Regions from separate parts of the Homo sapiens genome. Here region 1 is linked to region 2. Evidence: chromatin contacts called from ENCODE Hi-C data. All regions are on one chromosome and are shown on one strand. The core of a region is the stretch at or near the end of the contact, and the rest is flanking DNA. Distances in the headings are between cores, read along the strand shown. Region 1 overlaps JAZF1 (JAZF zinc finger 1). Region 2 holds the start of SNHG26 (small nucleolar RNA host gene 26).

Region 1 (6,295 bases), core at 407-2,906, 5.3 Mb before region 2:
CCCCTGAAAGGTGTTGTGTCCCTCACCAGACTGGGAGCACCTCAAGGGCAGAACCCATGTCATGTTCCTTTTTGTATTTCCAGACCTGAAACTGCCAGTAAATAAACCCTAAAAGTAGAAAGAAAAAAAAAAAAACCTAAAAAGAAGTTGGTTGTATTTGGTTGACAGTACACCATGCCCAGTTTGCCTTGATGATGCTTCTGTTTGTCTAATCTATATATTGAGGAAAGCAGGCTCCAACCTGTCAGCCTTCCTTGATTAAGAATAGGCCTCTTTGGAGTGTTCTAGCTTTGAACAAGCCAGCCTCCCTGCAAGCAGAAGATTACAAACTGCAGAGATGTCAGTAGCACCAAACCCGCAGTGAGTTCTAGTTTTCAGGGCTGTGTTCAGACTGGAAGATGGGAATTATCTGTGTTCTGTTCAGAGAGCAGAATTCTCCAGGCTGGCCAGGTGCCTGCGTTTGCAGAAGGTAAAGGTAGCAGGTGGTTGCCAGAAGGTGAAAGCATCAGTGGAGCATGGCCAGCTCCAAGGAGGCAGTGAGCTGGAATAATGAAGTTCTCCACAGTCTGGTCTGTGGGATCTTACTTCGGTTACCAACTCCGTGGAAAGTTATTCTTGCTTGTTAATATTCCCATTGTCCTTCTCTTCTGTTGTGTTAAGCTTTTGTTCTAAAAAGAAATGAAGAATAATAAACAATACCCAAACTATGTGGAGTAAAGATTTTTGGAAGGAAAAATTAGAATTTTGCAAGAAACTTCTCTCTTTAGCAAAGTAAACTGAAAGGGCCTGTGTTTACCCTCCAAGATTTTAGAAGCATTATTGCCATTGTTCAGAATCTACTTATTTCATATATAGAGATCCGGATATTTTCATCAGGTAAAGCTTCCTGTGCAGCTCTCATAATCAGCTGAATGAGGAGCTCTTTCTTTAGCAAAATTTTGAGAGCTAGTAGTGTAGTAGAAAGTACAGTACCTTCAGTGGCTAGAAAAACCAGTCTGAACCTAGGACTGTCACTACGTAGTGGTGTGGACTTCGCAAGCTACTTCACATCTTTAAGCCCTCATTATTGAGTAAAATGAGGCTTAAACACATCCTAAGTTATAGGCATTACAAGAGGTGAATGAATGCAGGGGCCTAGCACTGTGCCTGGTCCATAGTAGGTTTTGGTAAATAGGAGTTATAGCTCCGATATGAATACAGATTTTCTTCTGCAGGTATCTGGTGTTGAATAACCAGGTGAGAACGCCCAAGGTCAGAGAGGAGTATGTCCTTTCGTAGTGGGCAGACTGTGGTGAGTGAGTGCTCCTCAGCAGCAGTGTTAGTAACTGTTCTTCAGAGCCTCACCACTAGCCCAGGGAGAGAGGACAGGAGCAGCTGGGTAAAGGAGTCGGGACACGTGGGTTGGAGAACTGGCTTTGCCATTAGTTAGTCCCATGAGGATTCACTCTGCCTCCTTGGTCCTGTTTGTAAAACGAGGCTGGCGATCATTTCCATCTCTAAATACTGTAGTCTGTCGCCATAAAGCAACAGAATTGGGCCCCCAGAAGTTACACTGCCTTGTTTGTAGGATACCGATTCAACAGGCCGGACTCTGAGAACGAACCTGGATGTTGCACAACAAGGCTGTGTCATCTCTGAATGCCCTGAACTGGAGGCGGGTTCCCATTTCCCCTTCGAGATTATGTCCAGAGGCGCAGGTCATCTTTCCAGGCTCCATTCCCCTTGTTCTGCTTTCATATTCTCCTGAGCTTGACCTGGTTCAGTTTCTCCCTGGAGAGGCTCACTATTTTTTCTGGGGTTGAGATCCTCGTCATTCTTTTGACAAGAGATACAGAATCATCATTTTTAAGAGGAAGTTTATCAGCAGGCTGTTTTTAAAAGTGAGTTTTGTGCTTGATACAAATTTTTATGATGTTTGCTTTCTCTTAAGCACTCGAGGTCTGTACGGTCAGCCTTCTTTGCCTCATTTGCTCCCCTTCCTCCCCTGCCTCCCATCTTATTTGACTGCTAACCTGGGCGGGCCCACCATTCATTCTTGTTTGAGACAGATGAACACAGTACTTTGTATGCCTTATGACCAGATAATTCAAGCTGACAGTAATCAAGTTTGGGGCTAATTATCATTAAAAGGTAATTTCATTGCTGCCCATAATTGATCTTATCTTAAACCAATTGTAGCATTTCTTTTGTCACATGATTTAAAAATTTAAAAAAAAATGCTTTTGGCAATAAACTTTTGAAAACAGATTTTCTACACTCAGTTCTTTTTAAAACCAACTTTACAAACTTTAAGTGTGCTCTTATTAATGTGATTTGTCTGCTTTGTAATATTGCATATTCAAAATAAAAAGAAAATGGAGACAGTTCATCACTGAAATGGATGTTACAAAATCAGCATCTGGTTTGAATAATGAGTCTTCTGGTCCAAGTTTTGCTTCAGTGAATGAAACTAATGAAACTGGCCTCCATTGTTATGTCAGTGACTTCACCTCCACTAACTTTTGGTTTCTTTCCGTTGCCAATTTGGAGGCCACTAAGGTTTCTTCAGAAAGTTCTTTCCTAGTGGTATTTGTTCTAAGTAACTCTGGGACAGCCAAGTATCTGTCACCAGCAGGGGAGAGGCGAAGACACCTCATGATCATAAAATCATAGGTTTGGGACGTTTCAAGTATCCTTTGCCACCAGTCAAGCTCTGGAAACAAAAGCAAAGTGAAAAAACAGCTCTAGAGTTGGAACGATTAAAAATTAGATGTTGGTATAGCACCATAATACTACACAATTCTAGGTCAGGCATATAGACAGCTGTCCCAAGTCTTGTTTCTTCCTTGAACTCTGATGCTTGCAGAAATATGGTTGTACCTGGGAAATGATCACCCTGGCTGCAAGGCACAGAGCCACCCTACTTCTCCTGCTGGTAACACATACACACATGCACATGCATGCATGCTGCATGCACACACACACCCCTGGGAAGTCTCCTGAAGGTAAATACACTGTTGTTGTTATTAGGTTTTCTGATCCATAGGTATCTATGCTAATAATAAGTAACAATATCCTCTAATACTTACAGAGCACTTTTTGATTCATCATTTGATTTGGCCTTCAGAAAACCACTTTAAGATGAATAGCATAGATTTTATTATCCGCCTTTTACTGAGGAACCTCCTCAAAGAAGCATTGTGACTTATTCAAAGACATAGCTATCATGTGATAGAAAGCGATGATATTTTATAAAGGCCTAGTTTTATATTTTACCATAAAACTGAAGGAAAATCCTTTATTGCATGTTCTTCCTCAATAAAAAGCTCACCAAATGAATTAATAAACAAACACATAAATAAAATGTAACAAAACCCTAATAAATAAAACAGAACCCTAAAGAGAAATGTCTTCAGTGGTCAGAAAGTAGAAACATGGAAGCAAATGAATATTTTCTGTTTGTTACTTCTGTGCCTATAACCAGATGTGGCAAGGATGCAGGCAAGCCTACGGTAGATTTGCAATAAGTATTTATTTAACTTAACTGGATTAGCATTACTTTGCTAAGTAGGAAAACAACAGACTATCCCTTTATCTATGAATACTTTGATACTCGGGTTGTATCAAGCATAAAATAGACCAAGATTTTCTATGAATTCCTTACTTTTCTTCAGCCAGATCTAGTTGTCTACTGTAGCAGAGTCCTCAGGAAACTCAAAGCCAGAAAATCAGGGTCGTTTGTCCATCTTGTTGACCAGATTGCAAGCATTTTCCCCCACCCTAGTTTTTAATTTTAAATGTATTACCAGTGGTAGTTTTTACTGCTATCTTTACAAAAATAAGAGGCGAACAAAACTTTTGGATGGAATTAGAAGTCCCTCCCAGGCAAGGCTCCCAGGTTGCGAGTGTGATTTTAGGTGACTGAGATATCATGCTACCCTGTGGCCAGCCATGTGGGCACATCACCACGTCTTAGTCTTCAGGACACTGAGGCAGAAAGCACCGTCCCATTCACACCTTGGTAACTGAACTCTAACATCTCAGCCTGAGAATCCTGGATTTTTTGCTTATTTGTTTTTAAACTAACTTTTCTTTTCCTTTCCTTTCCTTTCCTTTTCCTTTCCTTTCCTTTCCTTTTCCTTTCCTTTTCCTTTTCCTTTTCCTTTTCCTTTTCCCTTTCCCTTTTCCTTTCCCTTTCCTTTTCCTTTTCCTTTTCCTTTCCTTTTCCTTTTCCTTTTCCTTTCCTTTTCCTTTCCTTTCCTTTCCTTTCCTTTCCTTTCCTTTCCTTTCCTTTCCTTTCCTTTTTCTCTCTCTCTTTTTTCTTTTTTTGATGGAGTCTCACTCTGTCGCCCAGGCTGGAGTGCAATGGCGTGATCTCGGCTCACTACAACCTCTGCCTCCCAGGTTCAAGTGATTCTCCTCCCGCAGCCTCCCAAGTAACTGAGATTACAGGCACACACCACCACACCCAGCTAATTTTTGTATTTTTATCAGAAATGGGGTTTCACTGTGTTGGCCAGGCTGGTCTCGAACTCCTGACCTCAGGTGATCTGCCCACCTTGGCCTCCCAAAGTGCTGGGATTACAGGTGTGAGCCACCATGCCCGGCCTAAACTTTCTAATTATAATTCTTTTCAGTTGATTCTTTTCCTCTTGACCAGTCTTTTAAAATTTTAACTCTTCAGGAGTCAAATGAATGTTTTCCTTTTTATTGATAAATGTGTGTGACGTGCAACTGTTCCTTAAAAAAATATCTAGTGTAGTTTGTAATGTAACCTTTGCAGCTTCATTCTGAGTTCTTTTCTGACAACTTCTCGTTGGATACTACTACTTTTTTAAATTCACTTAGGCTGTTTAGGATTCAAGTCTTCATATGCCCATCTCTTTTGGCTTGGCTGATTCTCTCTTCAGTTGTTGGCCCTGTTTGGCCTTCGGGAGATGAGGCAAGGTGAGTGCCCTCCATCCCCGCAGTCTCTCATGGCTAATACTGAACAGGGGTTGGCAGAGTGGGTGATGGAAGGACCATTATTTAGCAGCCTATTGACAGAGTGAGTCCCAGTTCAGCCATTCACTAGCTCTATTATCTAGGACTAGTTAATTTGTACAAACCTTAGTTTCCTTGTGTGTAAAATGAGTTAAGTAATAGCCATTTCACAGTGTTGAGGATGGATTGAGATGGTATAATTGGAAGTGCTTTACAGTATTCAGTGCTATTGTTATTACAGATGTTTTTTTCCTGGGCAGGTGGTTGATATACCTTGAGAGAGCGTTTATGGGTTATCAGATGAAATATGTAGGCATGCGGCGTATCAGTTACCTGAATAAGGAAGAGGATAGGCTGGTTTTTAAATTATTATTTTTTTAAATTTCAATTTTATTTTTCCCCGCTTTATTGAGGTATCACTGATGAATTAAAAGTGAATATATTTACCATATACAATGTGATGTTTTGATATATGTCGACATTGTGGAATGATTACCAGAAACCAGCTAATTAACTGACCCATCACCTCACATAGTTATCTTTGTGTGTGTGGTGAAAACATTGAAGACCAGCCCTCTCACCAGCTTTCAAGTATGTAAAACAGTATTGTTAACGATAGTTACTGTGCTATTAATTACATCCCCAGAATTATTCATCTTATAACTGGAAGTTTATATCCTTTAGCTAATGGCTTCCTATTCCTCCTCCAGCCATCCACCCCCAGCCCCTGGCAACCACCATTCTAATTCTACCCTCTGTTTCTATGAGTTCGACTTTCTTAGTTCCCACATATAAGTGAGATCATACAGTACTTGTCTTTCTGTGTCTGACTTTTTCATTTAGAATAATGCCCTCAAGGTTCATTCATGTTATTGCAAATGGCAGTTTCCTTTTTTTATGACTGAATAATTTCCATTGTGTATGAATACCACAATTTTTAAAATCTGTTTATCCATCGATGGACACTTAGGTTGTTTCCATGGCTTAGCTATTGAGAATAATGCGTCAGTGAACACAGGAGTGCAGGTATCTCTTTGAGATACTGATTTTTTGTTCTTTGGGCATCTATCCAGAAGTGGGGTTGCTGGATCACACAGTAGTTCTGTTTTTAATATTTTGAGGCACCTTCGTACTGTTTTTTCCATAGTGGCTATACCAGTTTACATTCCTGCCAACAGTGCACAAGGGTTTCATTTTCTCCACAGAGGACAGGCCCTCCTTGATCAGGCTGCCTCATGGGATGATCAGATCCGTAAGAAACTGAGCAAGTGAATGTTAGAGGAGCAGAGAGAACTGGCAGGGAAGAGTAAAGACAACATGAGTTGTTTTGATT
Region 2 (6,318 bases), core at 8-2,507:
ATTTGGTTTCATCAAAAAGGCAGCAAATCTTTCACAACTGAGGAAAACAGGTGAACCACGAGCTTCACATTCCAACAGAACTGTGGTACCTATGCTAGCCACAAAGATTATTTGTTGACTCAAATGTAAATTTAGATCTTTATCAATTTTACTAAATTCGCAAAGTATCCCTTTATATAGCATTTTGTACCAGTAATGAACAATTAGTATGCTCAGCGATGCTCAGGAGAGCCGCTCCAAAAACTTACATTATTCCCCAGACAAACGTTCTCTAGGGGCAGCCTTGCGTATTTCTACACCTTAGTAGACCTAAGTTAGGCGTTCAACACCTTGTCCTGGTCCAAGCCAGAAAGAACCCAGTAGTTCAGACTTTTCCCAGGTCAGAAAACCACGAAGGGCCTCCTCACACCCTGATTAAACGTTGGAAGCGGGCCCTGTGCTGTAATAACGCTCTGGCCACTCCCAAAAAAGCGAATCTTCGGGAGGAAAGCAGGCTCCCTTATTAGGGCTCACAGCACTCCGCTCAACTTACTGTAGGCGTCGGCTCCAGCAAGACTCGTCCCTCCAAGCCTTTAAATTATCTGACTGCGGGCCAGTAGCAAATGAACGGCACTGGTGGCGGTGGGGGATGGCTGCGCGAGTGAAATGACCTCCGTGTGTTTGCTAACCCCGCTATTATACTGCCCCGCTTAGAAACTTAAAGCGCTTCAGACATCAGATCTCACTCGCTTCCCAAATAGGCTTCCGTCCGCGCGGTCACAGCCCCTGGGCAGGCAGGAGCCCCGAGTGCACCAAGAACCCAGAGACCGTCCGGGGCTCGGCGCCTCCGCCTGCGGTTGGAATTTGATCCTCAAAATGCAATCATTTAATTGAAAAAGGACTAAAAGCTGCCTGTAGGCCGAATGCGTGGACGGCAGGGACTCAGGCACGGGAGGTGACGGGCGCCTGGCGGCTTCTGCTGAGTGGGGGTGGGATCCTCGAGGAAAGGGGGCGGCCCCTTCAAGCGCACAAGGACACGGGCCGTCCTAACCCGGGACGAAGGGCCCAAGCGCCACGAGGACGCCCCCACCCCCGAGGGGCCCTAACGGAGGCTTCCCCGCGGCGCCGAGCCGAGGCCTCGGCGTGGGGGCAGCGAGAGGCGCGCCTAGGAAGCGCACGGGGTAGCCCCGGAGCCACGTGGTCGGCTCCTGCGTCCAGAAGGTCCGAGCCCACTTACCCAGTCACGCGCCGCGGCCGAAAAGGGAGGGCACTGCGGAGATCAAGTTTAAAAGGGGCCTGGGCGGGGCGGCACCAACCAAAAAGTTGCCGGAAGGCCCCTCCGGGTCCAGCACCCGCCCCGCCCGCGGGGCCCGGAGGCCCTCGCGCGCCCCCTGTCGGCGGCCCGGGCCTTCCCCGCCTTGGGCCCCCCCCCCCACCCCACACGGCCCCGGCTCCCACTTGGCCCCGGCTCCCACTTTGCCCCGGCCTCCGAGTCTGGGGAGTCTGCCCCAAACTCTCGCTGGCTGTGATGTCTCTTTACCTCGTTGAAGGTCAGAGGAAGCTCCTGCCACTCAAATAATGTTAGGTGTCTCTGGTACCCACTCCCCTCCCTTGCCTGGTGTTTCTTAAAGTCTTCAGCCACGCCCCTGGGTGCTTCTTTCAAGACTCGTCTAATTACGTAGCAGAAGACTGGCTCCCGTTAAAGGATGTGAACATTAGCGGAGGTCGGGGGTGCAAACTCATCGAAGAGGGGTTGAAGCACGGGGAGGACTCCTGGTGCCTGGAGTGCTGCATGCTTAGAATGATGGCCACGGCCCGCAAATATCTTGCCCCCAAAGCACGTCTGTGTCATTGGACTGTGAGGAGGAAGGGGAGAAGGTATTCTGACTGCAGTAAAATAAGCAGGTCTGTTGGCTGGATGCCTAAGCAGCACTACATATAGAACATGAGTGTTAAGGACTGAATTTGTCCCCACTCCCAAAGACATTGAAGACCTAACCTCCAGCACCTGTGAATGCGACCTAACTTGGAAAAACTGCGTCTTTACAGATGTGGTCAAGACGAGATCATTGGGGTGGACCCTCCTAATTCAACATGACTGATGTCCTTATCACACGGTGTCAAAATGCCACTTGAAGACAGAGACACACGAAAATGTGGCGGGACAGGGGCAGATCAGAGTGATGCAGCTGTAAGCCCAGGAATGCGGTGGATTGCCGGCCACCACCGGAGAAAGGCTAGGAAGAGGCAAGGAAGGACCCTCCCCTGCAGATTTCAGAGGGAGCTTGGTGTTTGGTTCTGCTGACACTTTGATTTTGGACTTCTAGTCACAAGAAATGTGAGACAAAACATTTCTGTTAAGTCACCGAGTGCTTTGTTAAGGCATCCCTAGGGAATTAATACAAGGACTGTGGGGACTTTCCCTCTGCCGTTCTGTGTAAAATCTGGCCATAAAGACATTATTTGACTTCCCTTGTTTGACTGTAGGTCATAAGACCCCCATTCCAGAGGGAGTCCTGTCCCATACCCAGAAGGAAAGAGTGCATGCTCAGAGAGGCCAAGAAGAATCCAGACAGACAGGCCTTGCTGGGTTTTCTCCCTCTATTAGTCTTAGATCATACACTTTTTGTCCGATCACATTTCTACGTCACTGCCCATACTTTGTTGAACCTAGGCATAAAAATGGATAATTTCCCCTGTATCTTTGGGTCTTCATTTGAAGGATCCCGGGTATACACATTAAATACATTTATATGCTTTTTCTCCAATTAATCTGCCTTTTGCAAGTTGATTTTTTAGTGAACCTTAAGAGGGCAAAGGGAAAACTTTCCATGTTGGCCCCTACAGATTGCTCAGTGCAGCAAATACTTATTGAGTGCCTATTCTATGCCAGGTGCTGTGATTGGTGTTGGAGGGTGTGAAGTTCAATGAGAAACTGCCCCTGCACTAAAGTGAGGAATATAAAATGAGATTCACCCACTGATAGAAGCCCATGAAGAGTGCCAAGGGCACAGCATAAAGCCACAAAGCCCAGCCTGCTAAGGCTACAGGAAAGGCTTCCAGAAGGAAGAGGTACCTATTAGTACAATGAGTGTAGCATGACCAGCAGGAAACTCATATGCTGCATGAAATTTAGGAGAGGAAAGAAGCAAAGAGGCCAAGAGAGTTACAGAAAAATCATAGGATAATAGAGTGCAGGGGACTTTAATAGGTCATCTAGGATTATTCTCTGGTGGGTGGAGCTGGTCTTAGGGTGTTGTCATGCAGAGTTGCCATGATGGTGCAATGTAGGCTCCATGAGAACTCTGTTTCCTTCTCTACTGAATCCCCCGAATTCAGTGTAAACGCCTAGAATATATTTAGATAAGGGGAAAAACTCCTTATCTAAATATCCTTATCAGAGGAAGAGATTATTCCCCCAAAGCAGTTCAATATTCATACCATAAAACTCTTCAAGGCTGATAATGGGGCAGTAGTGGGGTTTTATCCCAGGCGGTAGCTTCCTTGGGTCACCTTGAGTGTGAATTTATTCCTGTATTCCCAGTACCTGGCCTAGGGCTTTGCACATTGTAAATGCTTGATAAAACCTACTGAATTTCCTTTTCTTGCTGTCCATTTGACTTGTCTTTCACACATGTGGTGAACTACAGATATTCCCTGACTTACAATGGTTTGATTTATGTTTTTTTTTTTTTTTTTTACTTTGTGATGGTGCAAAAGCAATACGTAGCTCAGTAGAAAGTGTGCTTCAAGTATCCGTACAACCATTCTGTTTTTCACTTTCGGTACAGTGTTCAATAAATTACATGAGATATTCAACACTTTATTCTAAAATAGGTTTTGTGTTCAATTGTTTTGTCTAACTGTAGTGTAATGTAAGTGTCCTGAGCACATGTGAAGTAGACTAGGCTAATGGGATAATAGTAGACTGGGATGTTCGGTAGGTAGGTGTATTAAATGCACTTTCAACTTACCATATTTTGAACTCACAGTGGGGTTATCAGAACATAAATCCATTATAAGCTAAGGAGCATCTATGCTTGGAGAGTAGGAATCCCAGGGCATTGGGAGGCGTTGTGCACTTCCCTGGCTTGTTTTGCTGCTGTTAGTGGGGAGCCTTTTCCCCCAGTCCCATGCTTTTCTGTAGAGGAGCTTCTCCCAGACAATGCCCCGGGCCTTTTACTCATTCTTTCCTCATTCCTTTCCAGAGAAGGAAGGAATTTCAATACAATTCTGTGCCAACATGAATGCTGAAATCATGCAAACTGTGGTGGTCCTGTTGGCTTCCATCCTCTGCCTGTCACCTGTTTTCAAGGTGGACAGGTGCAGACTATTATTTCCTCTGTGGGACTAGGGGAAATGGGTGTGGTGAACTGCACCCAGCCATTTTTGTGTTTTTTCGATGGTCAAAGTGGAATTAAAAATAATGTCGCTCCCAGCACTTTGGGAGGCCGAGGCAGGTGGATCATCTGAGGTCGGGAGTTTGAGACCAGCCTGACCAACATGAAGAAACCCCATCTCTACTAAAAATACAAAATTAGCTGGGCGTGGTGATATATGCCTGTAGTGCCAGCTACTCGGGAGGCTGAGGCAGGAGAATCACTTGAACCCGGGAAGCAGAGGTTGTGGTGAGCCGAGATTGCGCCATTGCACTCCAGCCTGGGCAACAAGAGTGAAACTCTGTCTCAAAAAAAAAAAGTATCTCTCATTAACCCTGCAATAACATAATCCTGGAAGCCACTGAGGGTTTTCTCAGCTCAGTGTATAGTCAGTCAATTGGGGACATTGTAAGTGTCACTGCCTTAACTTTTGTGCTTTTCTTTTTTTATTTCTTTTTTCTTGAGGTGGGGTCTTGCTCTGTTGCCCAGGCTGGAGTGCAATGGCAGAATCATAGCTCACTGCAGCCTTGACCTCCTGGGCTCAAGCAATCCTCCTGCCTAAGCCTTCTAAGTAGCTGGGACTACAGGTGTGTGCCACCGTGCCTGGCTAATTTTTTTTTTTTTTTTTTTTTGTAGAGGTGGGGTCTCACTATGTTGCCCAGGCTAGTCTTGAATCCTGGGTTCAAGCAGTCTTCCTGCCTTGGCCCCCCAAAACACTGAGATTACATGTGTGAACCAGCATGGCCTGCCACTTTTATGCTTTTTGATGGTCAAAACGGTATTAAAAATAGTGTCTCTTGGTTGGGCGCAGTGGCTCACGCCTGTAATCTTAGCACTTTGGGAGGTCGAGGTAGGTGGATCACATGAGGGGAGGAGTTCAAAACCAGCCTGGCCAACATGATGAAACCCCATCTCTACTAAAAATTAAAAAAAATTAGCCAGGCATGGTGGCGGGTGCCTGTAATTCCAGCTACTCGAGAGGCTGAGGCAGGAGAATCACTTGAACCCAGGAGGTGGATGGTGCAGTGAGCTGAGATCATGCCACTGCACAGCCTGGGTGACAGAGTGAGATTCTGTCTCAAAAAAAGAAAAAAGAAAAAAGTCTCTCATTAACCCTGCAATAACATAATCCTGCATTTTACCCAATTTAAATTTTTGGCCGTCACTTATGTTGGCAGGTGACATCCACTGGCTCATCTTTCTCAAAAAAGAAACACATCTATTTGAAGGCTGCAGCTATGATGATTCACTCCCCTTTTCTTCCCTCACTGTCCAAAACCAGCATAAGGCAATGATGGCCCAAGGTCTAGACTGGGATGGGGAATAGGGTGTCTCAGCTCTGAAGACACAATCTGAACAGTAATAAAGCTAGCACCTTAATTTCCATTCTTTCTTATGTCTGAGTTGGTTCTGAATGCAGAAGGAAGGGAAAGTGCATTATTTTTCACCCTCCCCCTATCCTACCATTGCCTGATCCTTATCCCCAGGAGGATCTAAGACTCACATGTTATCGACAGACTAACCTCAGACATTTGCTTTCATGAATTAATTGGCCCATTCATTTACTCTTGTGTCTGTGTGTAGTGCACATTTTAGTGTGTTGTTGCAGTGTAGAGTCAGAATATAAAGCAACTACAGACATTATTTATGATTTAAAGGATCACTCCAGTTGGGTGACATTTTAACTGGGGTCATTGGGCTGTTTGCCATGAGCAGGTCTCTGCCCAACAGCTTGCCTTTTCCAAGCAGCTGTTGGCTTGTTTTCAAGCCAAGAGAAAATGTCTGCCCTTGCTGAAGCATATTGGTTTCATCTGCTTAAATAAACCCATGTGGCTGATTTCAGCAATTAGAAGGTACACACGTGAGTATCCTGGAAGCCCTGGGATATGAGTGCTCTGATCCCCACGTGGGTACAAAATGGCCTTTTGTTTCTGATTCTCATATAGGTACAAAATAGCCT

The links. A loop is a pair of places that touch in the nucleus more often than their neighbours do. Pooled maps may share reads with other maps.
Region 1: a loop to region 2 is called in a map of vagina, with 14 times the contacts of the local background. The contact joins the enhancer-like site here to the promoter of SNHG26 in region 2. A Hi-C loop is called at or near these places in 1 of 168 maps with a recorded cell type or tissue (vagina) and 1 of 50 pooled maps.

The regions. Positions count from the first base shown.
Region 1 is chr7:28,108,437-28,114,731 of GRCh38, reverse strand. All of the region lies in intron 1 of JAZF1 (JAZF zinc finger 1), which reads left to right. Among named protein-coding and RNA genes, the nearest start is that of JAZF1-AS1, 69 kb to the left of the region's middle. Within about 2 kb of position 1,656, at least 6 of the 41 ENCODE cell types and tissues checked have a DNase peak (open chromatin) inside an H3K27ac peak, as active enhancers do.
Region 2 is chr7:22,849,179-22,855,496 of GRCh38, reverse strand. It overlaps SNHG26 (small nucleolar RNA host gene 26), which reads right to left and starts at 1,257. Exons shown (of 5, transcript NR_146320.1): 1 at 1,217-1,257. RefSeq lists enhancers at 253-482, 274-885 and a silencer at 983-1,442.